Regions from separate parts of the Mus musculus genome. Here region 2 is linked to region 1. Evidence: chromatin loops called from intact Hi-C (ENCODE). Cell type or tissue: heart. All regions are shown on one strand. Each heading gives the region's core, and the rest is flanking DNA. Links, peaks and the distances in the headings are about the cores only. Region 1 holds the start of Gm36767 (a long non-coding RNA gene). Region 2 has its middle 48 kb from the start of Gm23176.

Evidence for each region. A loop is a pair of places that touch in the nucleus more often than their neighbours do. Peaks named below come from ENCODE experiments on the same cell type or tissue, not always from the same donor. Only the 100,000 strongest peaks of a DNase experiment are listed, where the experiment ranks them.
Region 2: a loop joins it to region 1, with 2.0 times the contacts of the local background. A loop is called at or near these places in 1 of 42 quality-filtered maps.

The regions. Positions count from the first base shown.
Region 1 is chr9:87,737,445-87,744,734 of GRCm38, forward strand. Gm36767 (a long non-coding RNA gene) reads left to right here and starts at 1,940. Exons shown (of 3, transcript XR_379684.3): 1 at 1,940-2,413; 2 at 3,740-4,656. In heart, for the core only: a CTCF peak has its summit at 3,432 (motif pointing left); DNase peaks (open chromatin) are centred at 2,277 and 3,397; H3K4me3 peaks cover 2,134 bases; H3K27ac peaks cover 1,294 bases; H3K27me3 peaks cover 3,909 bases.
Region 2 is chr9:87,969,835-87,977,124 of GRCm38, forward strand. No RefSeq gene overlaps it. Among named protein-coding and RNA genes, the nearest start is that of Gm23176, 48 kb to the right of the region's middle. In heart, for the core only: a CTCF peak has its summit at 3,892 (motif pointing left); a DNase peak (open chromatin) is centred at 2,157.

The sequences.
Region 1 (7,290 bases), core at 1,307-6,306:
AAAAGTGCCCTGTAGATGAAGCTGCCATTGTTTGCGATCCTGTTCTAAAGCAGATAAATGAATTTGAGCAACGTGAGGTTGGGATTGATATTGTTCTAAAAATCAGATTAAGAATTCAGCCTTGCAAGTGTCAAAACTGCACCAATATCAATTTGCTTGTGAAGGGAAACGAAAATCAATTTTCTTGCCAATCCTTTGCCTATCAAAATGTGTTTTCATCTCAATTATTTTATTAATAACTTTGAAATAAGGTTCGATTCCAATAACAATTTAAATTGCACAGTAAATACTATCAACAGACACTAAGTACCATCTACTAACTGGGGATCTTCTAGCACAGTTCAAAGCTCCGTTAAAGTGATCTTTTGTGTTTTTCCCCTACCAGAAGCCTCTGTTATCTTTTAAATTTCAATTTAATTGTGAGGATTTTTAAAAGAAGTGTCATGGATTTCTCATTCCAGTTTATTTTAAGATATTTCATAAGCGAGTTATGAGAATGGTTTTGGTTTTAAATGAGTTTAGACAAATATTTACATGTTGAATGTCTTAAAAGTGGAGCGGGTGTTTACAGGTGCTATTGCTGTAGGTCAGCGGCATTAAAACCATGCTTGTATCTCCATAGTAGAAGAGAAATGTTCAGAATGGTCTCTATGTCCAGGCTGGAGATCCAATGACATTTCCTCGCGGGTGAGGGTGAGTGGGTAGGGGGAGACGCAATGAAAAAATAACAACATATGCTTCCTTTCTGGGAAGTTTTATTTGGTTGTATTTTGCATCCTCCTTTGTGATCAGTTGTTGAGTAGCTGCCCGCACTGATTTTCTGTTCTTTTCCAGTCCCTGCTTTGAGGAGGCTTTTGATCACTCCATGCTAAGTGGCGGTAAGAAATTGAGCATTTAATGTTGAGGACTTGCAGATAGAAGGAGAGAGGAGCCCCTGAGGCGCGGAAAAGGCTCTCAGATTCCGGTCCCAAGATCCAGTGCAAGTTGGGAGTAAGGGAATCGCAAGAGAAATTTCTCCTTATCAAAATTTAAGTCGCTTCCGTATGATCCCGCTCAATCATAACTCAGGCCACGCCCTGCCTCTTTGTTTCCGTTTATAATTACAACTCTAAAAAAGGACCTCAATTTAGACCCAGAGTGAGCTTAATTGGGTACTCTGCTGGTTTGCTTTTTAAACTATCATTTATTGCTTGGTATTGATACAAAGCGGACAAAAAGATTTTTTTGAAAGTCTGATTGGGGCATCCTAAAACTCTGGAGACCGATCTTCCAGGAAAAACATTTAAGAATTCAAATTTCCGATGAGGTTCCACACCTGAAATTAAAAATTCAGCCCGGCTTTCTGAAGTCTGAGTTGCTTGGGTCAATATCTGCATTTCCTTTCATTTCTTCATCTCGGTTTCCATTCTTTCTGGTATTGGTGCCTCCCCTCCCTCCCCCCACTCCCACCACTGCTGAAGACATTCTGATTTACAGTTTGACTGAGAGCTGCATTTCTGTTTAGAAGGTGAAATGTCCAAGTCAGTTAGCCAAATTATTCCCCGACGGTTCCAATATTGCGCCAGAGTTCCAGAGTCAGTTATTTTTATGTCCGACTGTATTTCAAATGTGCGGGGTGATAAATAAAACCCGCCTCAAACTTCAAACTATCTCAACCTGATGAGGAACAATGACAAAAATTAACCCAGCCGAAGCGTCGGGTTCTCGTGAGCCTCTGGTTCATAAATCACGGTGCGTGTGGTGCGCCCACTTGCAGCCGCGCCTAGGCGCGCCTAGGCGGTGAGCGCGGCTCGGAAGCCGCGGCCCAAATAGGGATCGGACAGACGGGATGCAGAGTTCAAGTCATCCGTGGAAGGGGCGTGATGCGCGGGGGCCGGGAGGGAAGAAACTCCTGGCCACGCCTAAGCGACCCCTAACTAATTCGCCATTAACAGTTCTCCCAGGTGTTGTGTGTAAAACCGAAAAGGGGCTCGAAAGGGAGAGGAGAGGGAAGTGTTGAAGGAATGCAAGCCGAAGTTCTCCACCCATCCCTCTGCTGGCCTTGTCCCGTGAAAGGCAAATTCTTTTCTGCTCTTTCCAGTAAGCCCTTTTTGCAAAGCCGGGGGAGGCCTTCTGGGGAGCTGAGCTCGGTGCGGCCAATCCCTGAGCTGCCTGCTGGAGCCTCCACTCCTCAAAGCACACTTCCCAATCCAACAGCCAGACTTCCACTTAGCCCGCACCCCTTCTCCCAGAGCTGGAAGCTGACCTCTGGCCTCTGGGTGTTTGACCCGCTGGGACAGAGGGTGGTCCCGCCCCCTGGCCTTGAACCGCGCACCTGTTCGAGAGCCGGGCCCCGGAGCCCGAGAGGACCCCGTGGCTCTTGGAGGCCGCAGGGGGTCGCGGCCATCTCGGCGCCCGGCGTACAGTGTGCTCGGTGGGTATAGGCTTCCTCCTTCTGGGGTCTGTCACTAGCGCCCGTCTGTCCACGGAGCTCCAAAGCCAGCCCTGCGTTACACTTCCGAACGGGTCGGCGCTTCCCTAGCCCAATGGCAAGGGCGCACAGCTAACAGCGCAGGGCAAAACCATCAGGAAGATCTGGATCCGGAGAAGCGCGTCCCTTACGCTAAGAGGTGACGGTGACTTAGTAAACAGAGCCTTGGCTGGCGTGCAGTCAGTTGCGAATTCTAGGTCAACCTCAGTGACCTCGGGAAAGCGGGAAAAGAAACGCAGTGCAGGGGTAAAAGGAGGACTTGTTGAGCCTTTTGCACATTTGAACTAAGAATTCCCTAAAAATGAAAAATTGGTTCAAAATACTGAGTTGAAAACTCAACCTGTAAGAGAAGTGTCCCAGTGGTCGGGCCTGGCGACACGGGCACTGGTGAGCGGGCTGCTCTCTAGTGCTGCATGTCCACAGCTTCATCCGCGGAGGTCTGAGACTAAAACGGAAGAGCTTGGCCCTAGCTAGGCAGCTCCGGACCGGCATAGGCATTTAGTGCCGTTGCCCTCGCCTGCTTCACGCCGCCGCTCGGCCTGACACAAGCAGTAACACCTTGGCCTGTGGGCCTTAGCACAAAGCAAGGAATCCAGAGCGTTTCTGGATGGCGGGAGGGAATGGTGCCCTGTCCTTCGCGTGCTTCACGATTTAGGCAAGTGTTTATGGCAAGACCCAAAGGCATTCCAGCCACAACCCCTGCATCAGGCTGAATAATAATCCCAGCCTGGCTGGCGGGTTGGGCGGTGATGAGACAATATATCCAGGTGGGGGGTAGGGAGGTAAGGAAGTGGTGGCAGAAAGTCTGTCAACTATTCTGCTGGGTGGCTGTTTCCCACCCTCCTTGGCCTGGGGCAGCAGTGGCCTCTTCTCGCTGGAGTCCCCTACTATTCCCATTGCTGGCAGCTCGCGGGCCTGGCCTGAAAGCAGGGTCCGGGCCCAGGGCGCCCTCTGGGGACCGTTGGTGGCATAGCCATAAGCCCGACTGTTAAGGGAGCAGTTTTACCTGGGACTCCCTGCAGACCCAGGCTGTACCTGTGTCCAATTCTGGGTGGCAATCAGAACCCTTCACCTCGCAGCCGCTGCAGCCCTAGGACGCCCCAGAAATCCAAGCCCCGCTGCAAGGGAAGCTCTGTAGATGGATGCCTTTTGTTAGGATGGAGAAGGCCCCTAGTTCTCAGGACAGAGAAGGGCCTGCCCTTTCACTATTCTACCTGACCTCCATTAAGATAATACCCCCATATCTATCCCCCCCCTTTTTTTTTACAGAAATGTAAAAGCCATTGTTGAAATGGAAGCCTCCACATGGGCAGAGGAAGACGGTGGGAAATGAAAAAGGCAACCTGAGGGGGAACCTGGACAAATGTTAACAAGGATTCCTAACCCTGGTGTGAAGGCTAACCTCAGGATTAACTGAGCCTGACCAAGACCCAGTCCCCTCCAGCTGAGGGATCTTTCCCAGTGAAGTTCCCACTTCCCCACACAGTAAGCTGGAGAGAGCCCTTTGCCACACCTTCATTTTCATTTGCAACCCCCCAATGACCTTTTTGGTTTTCCCAGTAGTGAGGTTCTCTATCTCCCCCACCCTTTTTCTTCTTTTTCTATAGTCAGGACTTTATTACTAGGTCAACAGTGAAAAACTGTCTAGGTCCTGCATGATAACAACTAAGACAAGTGTAAAGTGACCTGTCTCCAGGGCGGTAACCTGCAGTTCCTATGGACTCTCCATTGCACAATTATTCCTGATAATATGTATGCTTTTTTTTTTTTAAGAATAAACCATCTCGGGGCAGTTACAGTTGCATTAGTGTATGTTGTGGAAATACGCTCGCATTTAGAGGACTTTATTAGAAACAGCTGGGACGTGAATGTTTCAAACCTGAGTCTCCTTACCCTCAATATCTACTTTCCATTCTGACTTCCCCGAGAGCATCCACATAATGCATGCTCTCTGTGTGTAATACAAGACACTTGTTTAATAAAGCGAACGATTGTCTGTGTCAGGGAGATTGGTCCTCTCTCCCTCTCTCAGCCCATGTGCAGAGCAGATCAAAGACCTAAACTACCTCTGTCTTTCTAAAGACAGCCAGATGGTGTCTTGATTTTTCTTCAGTTTTTTTTTAAAGCAATAGAATTCAAAGCACTAAAGAATCTGCATGGGTACAACAGATGAAAGCTCATCCCAGGTAAATTATTATTTTTTTTTTAATGTCACGCATGCTTTACTTTAGTCTGCTAAGGTTTGGGGATGCTTTGTGAGAGTACTTACAACAAGCATGTAAATGCTGTGTAAAAACTTAAGGCTGCATAAAATTGAAATCAGAATCCAGAGCCAAGATGAGAAGAAAACAAGAGCTCTGGTGTGCATGTGGGACAACACACAGTTTATTAAAGGAGAACTTGAAATTTGCCTCTGAGCTTCCTAGCAGCAAGGGAAAGAAGTAAAAAAGCATGATCCTCATTATACAAGGAAAAGTCGAATCATTTCTCTGTGGTAAGAGGTCCCTGTGTCGTTCCTGAATTGACCAGGATGATGAGGCCAGCAGTAGCAGCAGCAGCAGCAGCAGCAGCAGCAGCAGCAGCAGCGAGGGGGTGTCTTATATTCTGCTCCATTAGGGAATCACCTGCTCCTGTTTCACCCAACAAATTCCTGGGCTGTGGTTTTACTTCACTGCACAGAAGTCAAAGGTGCAGCTCTATAGGGATGCAGTTTATCTAGAGACCTTAGGAACCAGTCTTGAATTCAGCACTGGCTTCTTAGGGTTTAAACAGAATACAGGCTACAAGCCCTGGCAAAGTGCTTAATCTTCCTCCCTCCCTTGCTGCCTCCTTCCCTCCCACCAGATTCTCTTTACAATATGGAGGCATTTTGTTTATAGAAAGGACATTCCAGAGACTGATACCTAAAGACTCTCCAACAGGATCTTCTCTGTAGCCCAGGCTGCCCTCAAACTCAGTTTAGCTTCCCAGCAAGCTTGGACAATCACACCTTGCCTAAGAAACTTCAGAAGCATGGGCTTGTCCCTGCCCTGCCCTTTTGACTGTCCTCAGTGTCCCTCAACTCTGTCACTTGCCAGTTTTCATTCTGGCAGCTTCAGAAGGGCATTTCTATATCTGTGCTCCAGAGAAAATAAGAACAAAATTTGGTCTCCAAGGCTTGTCAGTACAGAGGCTGAAGACCTCTGTGTGGCCTCTGTGTGGCAGCCTGTAGGGTGATCTGGGTCCCCCTGTGCAGTATGGGTTTGAACAGTGGCTAGATACATCTGAGTATTCTGGAAAGTCAGAGTGTCACTCTGGTTTTGCAGGAACATCAGTATTCCCCTAATGATGGGAGACTTGGAGCCTGGGGAAGAAGAAGGGAAAGTTTCCTTTCCCTTGTTCTCGATCACCTGTCTCCTCACCTTGAAATGCTGAGTCAAGAAGCAGGTTGAGTTTTATGAAGACAAGTTCTCCTTGGTACTGGATCCACCCTCTAAGACTGACTGGGAAGGCCCACTCTGCAAGTGTCCTTCCTTCTTTCCTTCTCTCCCTCCCTGTTTCCCTGCCTCCCTCCCACTTCTGTCCTCCCTCCCTGTTTGGATCATATTGGATGCTCACCCTCCTGCTGAAGCTTCCATGTTTAGAATGGGTTACATATCCACCCAGTGCATCTCAGTCTATTTCCCAAGGTTAACTGAGCCCAGATTAAAGGAATGTATGTGCAACTTCCTCTTCAGCTAGAGTGTAAACTCCCTGAGGTCAGAAGCCTGCTGCTGTGTTTGTCTTGATCTTTTGAATATAGAACAGCAGATAATTTGTTTCCACTTGCTCCAGGCGGCTCCAGGCAGCTCCAGGCAGCTCCAGGCAGCTCCAGGTAGCTCCAGGTAGTGGGGTGTGATGGGATAGGCAAGTGAGAAAGGCTTGGAATAAGCAAATGGAGCATAAAGGCATGCTGGCTTTGTCACTGGCTCCAAGATCCCAAGAAATAATCAAACATCTTTAGATGAGGGAATCTCAGCAGCACCAACATTATGTGGTATTAAATTTACCTCCCAGCTGAGAGTAGTCAGGCTTTCTTCTGAGTTCACCTGCATGACATGTTTGCTTGTTTGTTTGTTTGTTTTAAAGATTTATTTATTGTTATATGTAAGTACACTGTAGCTATCTTCAGACACACAAGAAGAGGGCGTCAGATCTCATTACAGATGGTTGTGAGCCACCATGTGGTTGCTGGGATTTGAATTCAGGACCTTCGGAAGAGCAGTCAGTGCTCTTAACCGCTGAGCCATCTCTCCCAGCCCGCGTGGCATGTTTTTTAATTTGACACTTAAAGAATCTTCTATGTTCTCATGATATCTTATAACCCCTTCTTCTTGAGACAGGGATTGATGTAGCTCAGGATGACCTCAAACTCACTTTGTAGCTCAAGCTGGCTTTGAACTCCTGACATTTCAGTCACCACCTTCCACGTGCTGTGATTACTGACATGGGACACCATGCCCAGCTTTTTCTTCCTTTTCAGTTATATAACACTCCCACCCTACATTAACTTTAGGATGGATGATGATTAGAGATAAGCTTGTGAAGCCTGAGACAATGTTAATATCAATTCTCTCCAAAATGCTGACCAATGTTTTCACCATTGAACTCAATACTTTGGTATTTATTTATTAAACATTTAGAATAATATTTTATTACTTCTTTGATAATTTCATATATGCATGCAATGTATTTTGATCATATTCACCCATAAAACCTCTGCTAACTCCTCCAAGATCAAACCCCTACTCCCCACCTCCTCCCAATTTCTTGTTCACTTTTCTTTCCATTTTAATAATCCA
Region 2 (7,290 bases), core at 1,541-6,540, 230 kb after region 1:
AGGAGTTAGGTGAAGTGAAATTCTTATAAACTACCTGGAGATGCCAACAACTGAAGCATCCCTAATTCCAAGCACGGACTATCACCATGCATGTCACAGAGAAAAAAATAAAGTATGTGAGTGGCATTTTGGGCTTTATGGAATCTACCATGTCATGTCCCCTTTTATCTCATTAGCCTAAACTATTCACATAGCCATATCATGGTTCCAAGAAAGAGGGAAGATATAATACTCCTATGTGCCTGGAAGCCAGAAATATCTGGCAAAACGCCCTAATGACCACCTCAGAGTTACAGCAAATGGCTGTCAGATGCACTGCACAACTACATGCACAGAAGGTACAGTTTTTCCTTAATACCCAAGAGCTAAGGGAGAGATAAAACCTGTATGTTGTAAAATAAGTATAGAGAGATTTAAAAAAAACAGCCCTCCTGTGTTCTAGATACACACTCAATAACAACTGATTCAGCAGTATTCTTATGACTTCAGAAAACATGTGGTCCAAGTCTCATCATATTATAAATAGAACACAAACTGCTCTATCACTCTTAAACTGCTCCTGTGGAAGACTACCAGAAAGAAAATAGATTAATTATCACATGATATTGCCCTTGGCACAAAGTCTGGAGAGCAGCAGATGATGAGTTCCTTGACGGAATGCACCCCACTGCCTTGCTATACTCTCTCCAGTCTTCCTACATACACTTCAGGAGGTTTTAACAACTGAGCACACCCACCTCCCGACTGAGCCTAATTTCCCAGTTGTGAAACTCAAGAGTCCCCAAGTCATTCCTCACTTGTGTCTTTCCTTCTTCTCATGCCTCTCTGCCTGTTGGATAAAACTTCTTTTTAACCCTATTCTTCTAAGCTGTGCCCTGACTCACCAGATCAGAGCATAAGGTCCCCCTTCCCCCTTAACAACAGTGACTCTTCCACCACTCAAGTCTGCTGTCCCCAGTGACTCACAACCATCTCTGGGAATCACAGACCTGCTAGAAATCAGAGCTCTCAGGCTGAATTCTGGGTGATCTCCTCCAAGTTCTAGAAGGACACTGTGGGGTTGCTACTCCACCTCCAAGAGCAGCATGGATGGGAGGGGGCTGGACTGAAGTTGGGAACCCTGACCAGAAAAGAAATTTGTTGGGAAAAAGTTGATTATTACTCTTCTCCTATTAATCTTATTTTTACCATAGGTTTTCCCATTGTCTTTTTTAAAATCTTACCCTTCCCAGAGCGTATTAATTAATAATCTTTAGGATGTGTAGCACAACATTTAAACCAATGAATTTTTAATTTTGGATTTTTTTTAGGTGGTTATAATAGTTGAATGAGAATGGTCCCCATAGGCACATAGATTTAAATGCTTGGTCTCTAGGGAGTAGCACCATTTGAAAGGATTAGAAGGTGTGACCTCGTTAGAAGAAATGTATCACTGGAGGTGAGCTTTGAAGTTTTCAAAAATGCAAGATAGGTCCAGCCTCTCTCTCTCTCTCTCTCTCTCTCTCTCTCTCTCTCTCTCTCTCTCTCTCTCTCCATTCTGCCTCTCCAACATCATATCTACCTATATGCTGCCCTGCTTCTTATGATGATAATGGCCTGAAACTGTAAGATCCCAGTTAAATGGTTTTTTTTTCTTTTATAAAGGTTCTTGTGATCATGTTCTCTCTTCACAGCAATAGAACATTGGTCTGATATAACTCAGGCTAGCCTTGAATTTTCTAGGTACCTAATGAAACTCTTGGAATTCTCAGTCCTCCTGTCTCTACCTTCTCAATACTGGGGTTATAGGTATGTAACCCCATGCCCAGTTGATGTCATATATGCATAAAAACATTCAAAGATACGGTTGGTTTCAAGCCCGGTTTTATTCAGGATCCAAATGATGTGATGTCCCCTTAGCTTCCCTGCCCTCCCTCTTTGGCATGGTGTCTGATCAGTTTTCCGCCATGAATGCCAAGGGTCATGGCCAGTGTTTAGCAGTCCCAGTGAAAGTCCTGATTTCTATACCGTGTCCATGTCACAGACTATCTGGCAATAAGTAGCTTAGAGAACTGGATGCACAAATTGAGTTAGGCCAACCAGGTTCACTTGGGGATGTGTGCTTGTGATGATAAAGATGAAGTCATGTCTACTCAGCCTGGGAAGGTGGAGTACATAACATTCTGCCAAAGGAAACTCAGTGGACTTCCTTTTTGGACGGTGCTAATGACATTGATACAGACTTGCTATTTCTGGGCTCAGTCCCTCCCTTTCTGCTTCAACATTAGCTCCTAGCTTCACTCTGGGAGTCCAGGAGGTAGAAGAGATGTGGCCTGATATAGCGATAGTGGTAGCCTAGTGGTCTGAAATCTTGCTTTTCATGGGGCTTCTCACTGAACCAGAGCATCGGAAGAAGTGCTGGGGTCAGATCTCAGTTGAGATAAGTTTCTCCAGGGATTTGGGGTTCAAAGTTAAGGCTGCATTATTCCAAACGTCTGTTGTCTCTGGACACAAGAGTTCTTAGGAATCACAGTGGGACAAACATTACTCACAGCTAGCAAGAAGCACCTACCCTATCCTTCCTATTTCAAAGAAAATGTCTTTCTAGTGAAGCACAGCTCTATGTTACAAAGGGAAATTAAAGGAGATAAGGATGGAACCCATTGTTGAGAATACAGACCTGGAGGGGGGAGGGGTACAGCAAAGGAGCAGACACCTCAAAAGTTTCAGTCAGTAAAAAATACAATGTTAAAACCTAACACATACAAAGGAATTTTGTGACCCACCGAGGAGACACATTGATGTTAGATCTTCCCTATCTAGTGTTCAGTGACTGTGGCACTCTCCTGTGCTACGAGGATATTAAAGTGTCCTTTAGAGTGTAATTGGAGCTTGACAGCCAGGACCAAACTGGGAAAGGGCTAAATCTGGCAGAAGAGGTGGTGTGCCTGAGACTACAGGAGAGTGTGGGGGCATGACACAGGCGAAGTTCTTGGTATAGCCTTGAGGAAAGACAGAAGGGAGCAGCAAAACAAACTAAAAGAGGAGACTCCAGGGATCTGAAAAGAACGACTGCATCCGGGTGGGAAGAGATAATTTCTGCATAGTGGAGTAGGTAACTCCACTAGTGGAGTGAGGAGGGATGTGAGTTACAGGAAGGAGGGAAGCCGAGGGCAGCTGATGCCTTTCCTCACAGACACTGCTGTAACATCATGGGGTCACTAGGCAGGGGTCCTGACACTGAGTGTAGGGGTTTGAAGACAAAGCTGGTGTTGAAATGAGAACAGTGAACACAGCTGAGACCCCCACAGCTCCATCTACTCTGCACACTGTGGGGAGCTGGGTTAGGGCGAAGTGGTGAAGGCTTCAGAACAGAGCAGAGCCTAGAACCACAGATGTGAGGGATAAATTCGGGACGGAATAACACTTGAGCTTTACAAACTTGCCTTGTGGCGAGGATCAGCTGACATTCAAATGTGCAAACTACTTTTTGGAAGTGTGCTAGAACTGGCAGGCAGTGGAGCAGAGAGACACAACTGGACCTAACTGGAATTTCCTTAATGTCTTGTTTTGCTTGACAAATATTGCAAGGCCCCTTCGGAGGACTCCAACTCCACTAGACTCCACTGAGAGAAGGGATATAATTTCTCCACAAGAGAAAAGCACTCCCTACCTCCAGCCTCCATGGGGGGGGGGGGGTGCATTTACCCCTCCCCATTCCAAAACAAACCTGTCCAGAAGCCATCCCACTTAGGAGGAAGCCATTCTGCTGCCGAAAACGCCCACGAACACACAGCCCCCAGGATGTTCTTTTGTCAAAGGAAAGAGAGACAGAACACACTTGGACAGGAGCTTTAGCTAGCAGACCCCTGCTAGCCAGAGATCGCCATTGCTATGTGCTCTGTACCGCCACCTAGTGGGAAAAATTGGTAGTCCAAAATACTTGGACCCTTCCAGGAAAGGAAAACTCCCTGTTTCCTAACTTTAAAAAAGGCAAAGCAATTCAAGCCTCCCCCACCCCCACCCACCTTGGGTACAGGAGCCTAGCACAACCGCCATCAGAGAGGCTTCACCCAGGACTGGTGGAAACTGATGCAGAGACTCAGCCAAACAGTAAGTGGAGCTTGGAGAATCCTGGAGGTTGTGGGACAGGGGGAGGTGGGTGGGATTGAATGAGCCAGAGGGGTCATGGGCATCACAAGAAAACCTACAAAATCAACTAATCTAGGCCTACAGGGGCTCATAAGAGACTGAACCGCCAACCAGAGAGCATGCATGGGTCAGACCTGGGCCCTCTGCCCATATCTAAGAGTTGTGAGGCTGGGTCATCAGATGGGGCTTCTAAAGCAGGAACAGGGGCTGTCTCTGACTACCTTGCCTTCCTTTGTATCCCTTTCCCCTAACTGGGCTGCCTTGTCTAAATTCAATAGAAGATGCTCCTAGTTTTACTGCAATCTGATATGCCAAGGTGGGCCAATTTCCATGGGAAGCGTCCCCTTTTCTGAGAAGAAGGAGAGGAGAAGTGGGTGGGAAAGATAGGGATGGGAGAGGGAGAGACTGGGAGGAGAAGAGGGAGGAGAAGTTGCCATTGGGAATGTAGAGTAAATAAATGACTTAATTAATCAAAAGAAAAAGTGTTTAAAAAAAAAAAAAAGAATGGGACAGGGAGGGAAGGGAAAAGAAACAGAACACATGAATGAGTAAGCCACCACCCAGTCCAGAGAGTCTGTACCACAGCAGCAGGCAGCATCTCTTCACAGCTGTAAACCCATCTCTTGTCTTAACATCCACTCTGCAGGCAATGGGTCTGTCTCATGCTGAGCTTGGAGAAACATGGCTGCTGAGTCCCCGACACCACCCCCCCCACCCCCCAGAAGGGAGCGCCATCCCAGTCCCGGAAGCAAAACTCTTCCTTCTTCTAAGTTTTGGAGTGGATGTAAGTGCATATGGTGTATGGAGGGTGGAGCAGGAGAGAGAAAGAGAGAGAGAGAGAGGGGCGGGGGGAGGGAGAGAGAGAGAGAGAGAGAGAGAGAGAGAGAGAGAGAGAGAGAGAGAGAGAGAGAATATGAATGATTGGTGACTCAGTGGACAAAATTCATTCTTCATTATGCAGGAAGAGATGTGACAAGTGATCAAAAACTTCTCATTTCTGTCCGAGTTGTTGCTCCCGCTTCTGAACAGGCATCCAAGGCACCCCATGAGACCTACACTATTTCATTAGTGGCTAGTGTCAATAGACACTGCTTGGGACAAGGGTTTCATGTAAAGGTAAAATCTGTCTCTTCCAGGGAAGAATTCCAAAGGCATAGAACCCATAAACTCAGACACCACTTACCAAATGGCAGCAAGAGATGACCTGTGTTTGCCTATTGCCAAGGTCACCCCACCACCATGGCCCTGTCTCCTCACTGTTCATGGCAGAGAAAGCACAGAAGAGACCTCTGCGGTAGCTCAGCTGCCACCTCGCTCACATAAAAGGATTAGCTGGTGGCTAGAAGACCAAGTCCATTGGCTATGAAAATTTGGGGCCTTATCCTAGACATGCTTTCTCTGCTGAACAGAAATATCCTATCACTTACTTGCATGATTTCACAAACCACCTATGAAACCACAAACACCAAATCCCATGCTGCCTTGCCAAAGGCAGTGTACTATCTATTGTTTTAAGAAGTAACTGACTCGGAAAAGCCTCTGTATAATTTATAAATCAAGATCGTCCTTCCCTTGAGAGCAATCCAGAAGGAACAAAACAGTCAAAGGACCAACCTTTCACAACACCTGCTCCACTTTACTCAAGGAGATAATTCTATAGCTCAGGGGCAGAGCAGTTCAAGGTTCAGATGAAAGCCCCATCAAAGCACAAAACGTTCCTGACAACCCATCTCCTGCCTTGTTCTTGTAGGCCAGCATCTGCCTGTTTCTGTTACTTTGTTTCAGTGTCTGTATTTCAAACATCTAACTTGAACTTTGAGTCAGCAGTCGGCACCATTAGGAGATGGACCTTGAAGGGGATGGTAGAGAATTCTAGAAGCTAGTGGCCTCTGTTAAGGGACTACAAGCTCTGATGCTTCAATAAACACCACCCTCACCAACTGGTAAGGAGCCATGTTATTTAATTATGCTTTGGATATAACAGCAGGGTACCCACTCTGTGGCTGGGGGCATGTGTACTATGCAACACAGGTGTAACACACCTAATCAGTGCTTTCCTTGGGAACGTTCATCTGTGAGTGAGTACAGTGCTTCCCTATCTGTAGTCTCCCTATCCGTAGTCACCCTAAACTTGCTCACTTCTTGAAGAGGTATTCCTCTGCTTTGCTTGCATGGCAAAGAACCTGGGAACTCATCCCTTTTACCCAATGCGAGCCATATAAGTCATGGCAGGTAAGTGTGAGATCTGAGTATTCCAGATCTCCCACCCTCCCACCTCTCCCCTGCTGAAAGCTGCTGTGAATGGTACACGATATTTATTGTCTTTGGGGAACATGGAACCAAAGTTATTGTAAAAATGAAAAGCATGTCCATAGACTCTGATGCCCCTTTCCTAAGACATCTTTTCCCAAAGTGGGGGCCAGAACTGGTGAGCAGAAGATGGGGAGGTGATGGTTCTGTGGACTCTGGTGCTTGGTCACATGAAAATGGCTTCTGCCTGGCTCATTTTCATCTACACCTTTGAGATAACACAGATGCTCTACCACAGGGACTTGTATCATAGTAAGAGATACTCATGGGGGTGGTGAAGGGGAGAAACTGAGGCCTCTTGTTCACAACCAGCAAGAACTCTCCAGCCATGTAAGTAAGTAGCCTCGAGAAAGCAGAGTCTTGAGATGATGACCAAGTCCCAGCTGACATCTTTTGTTCCCCCACTCCACCCCCCGGCATCTTGAATGTAGAGGCCTCCAGCCAGGACCAGCCAGCCATGACAGTCACGAAATTCTGGTCCAACTGAACCCTGAGATACAAAAACTGTTGGTTGTTTTGAGCCACTGAGTTTGGACAAATTGTTACCCAGAAATTCTTTTCTCATAGGACCTTGTTTAATATCATACCCCTCCTTGCTTCCTTCCTCCCCATCTTGTCTTCTCGTTCATTCCCAATATGGTTTCCCTGGAAACATTAATGCCTTACACAAGGATCCCAGTCTAGGAATTGGGCTTCTCTCGGGGAAATGGCTACATCTCTCAGAAAAATCACTCTAGCTTGGATTTCTTCTGGATCATCTTCCATTGCAAAGGCATCATTATTTGTAGTCTCATTTTGCTCCTGTCCCTAGCTACTCCTCTATCTCTCCTTCATCCCTTAGCAGATCTC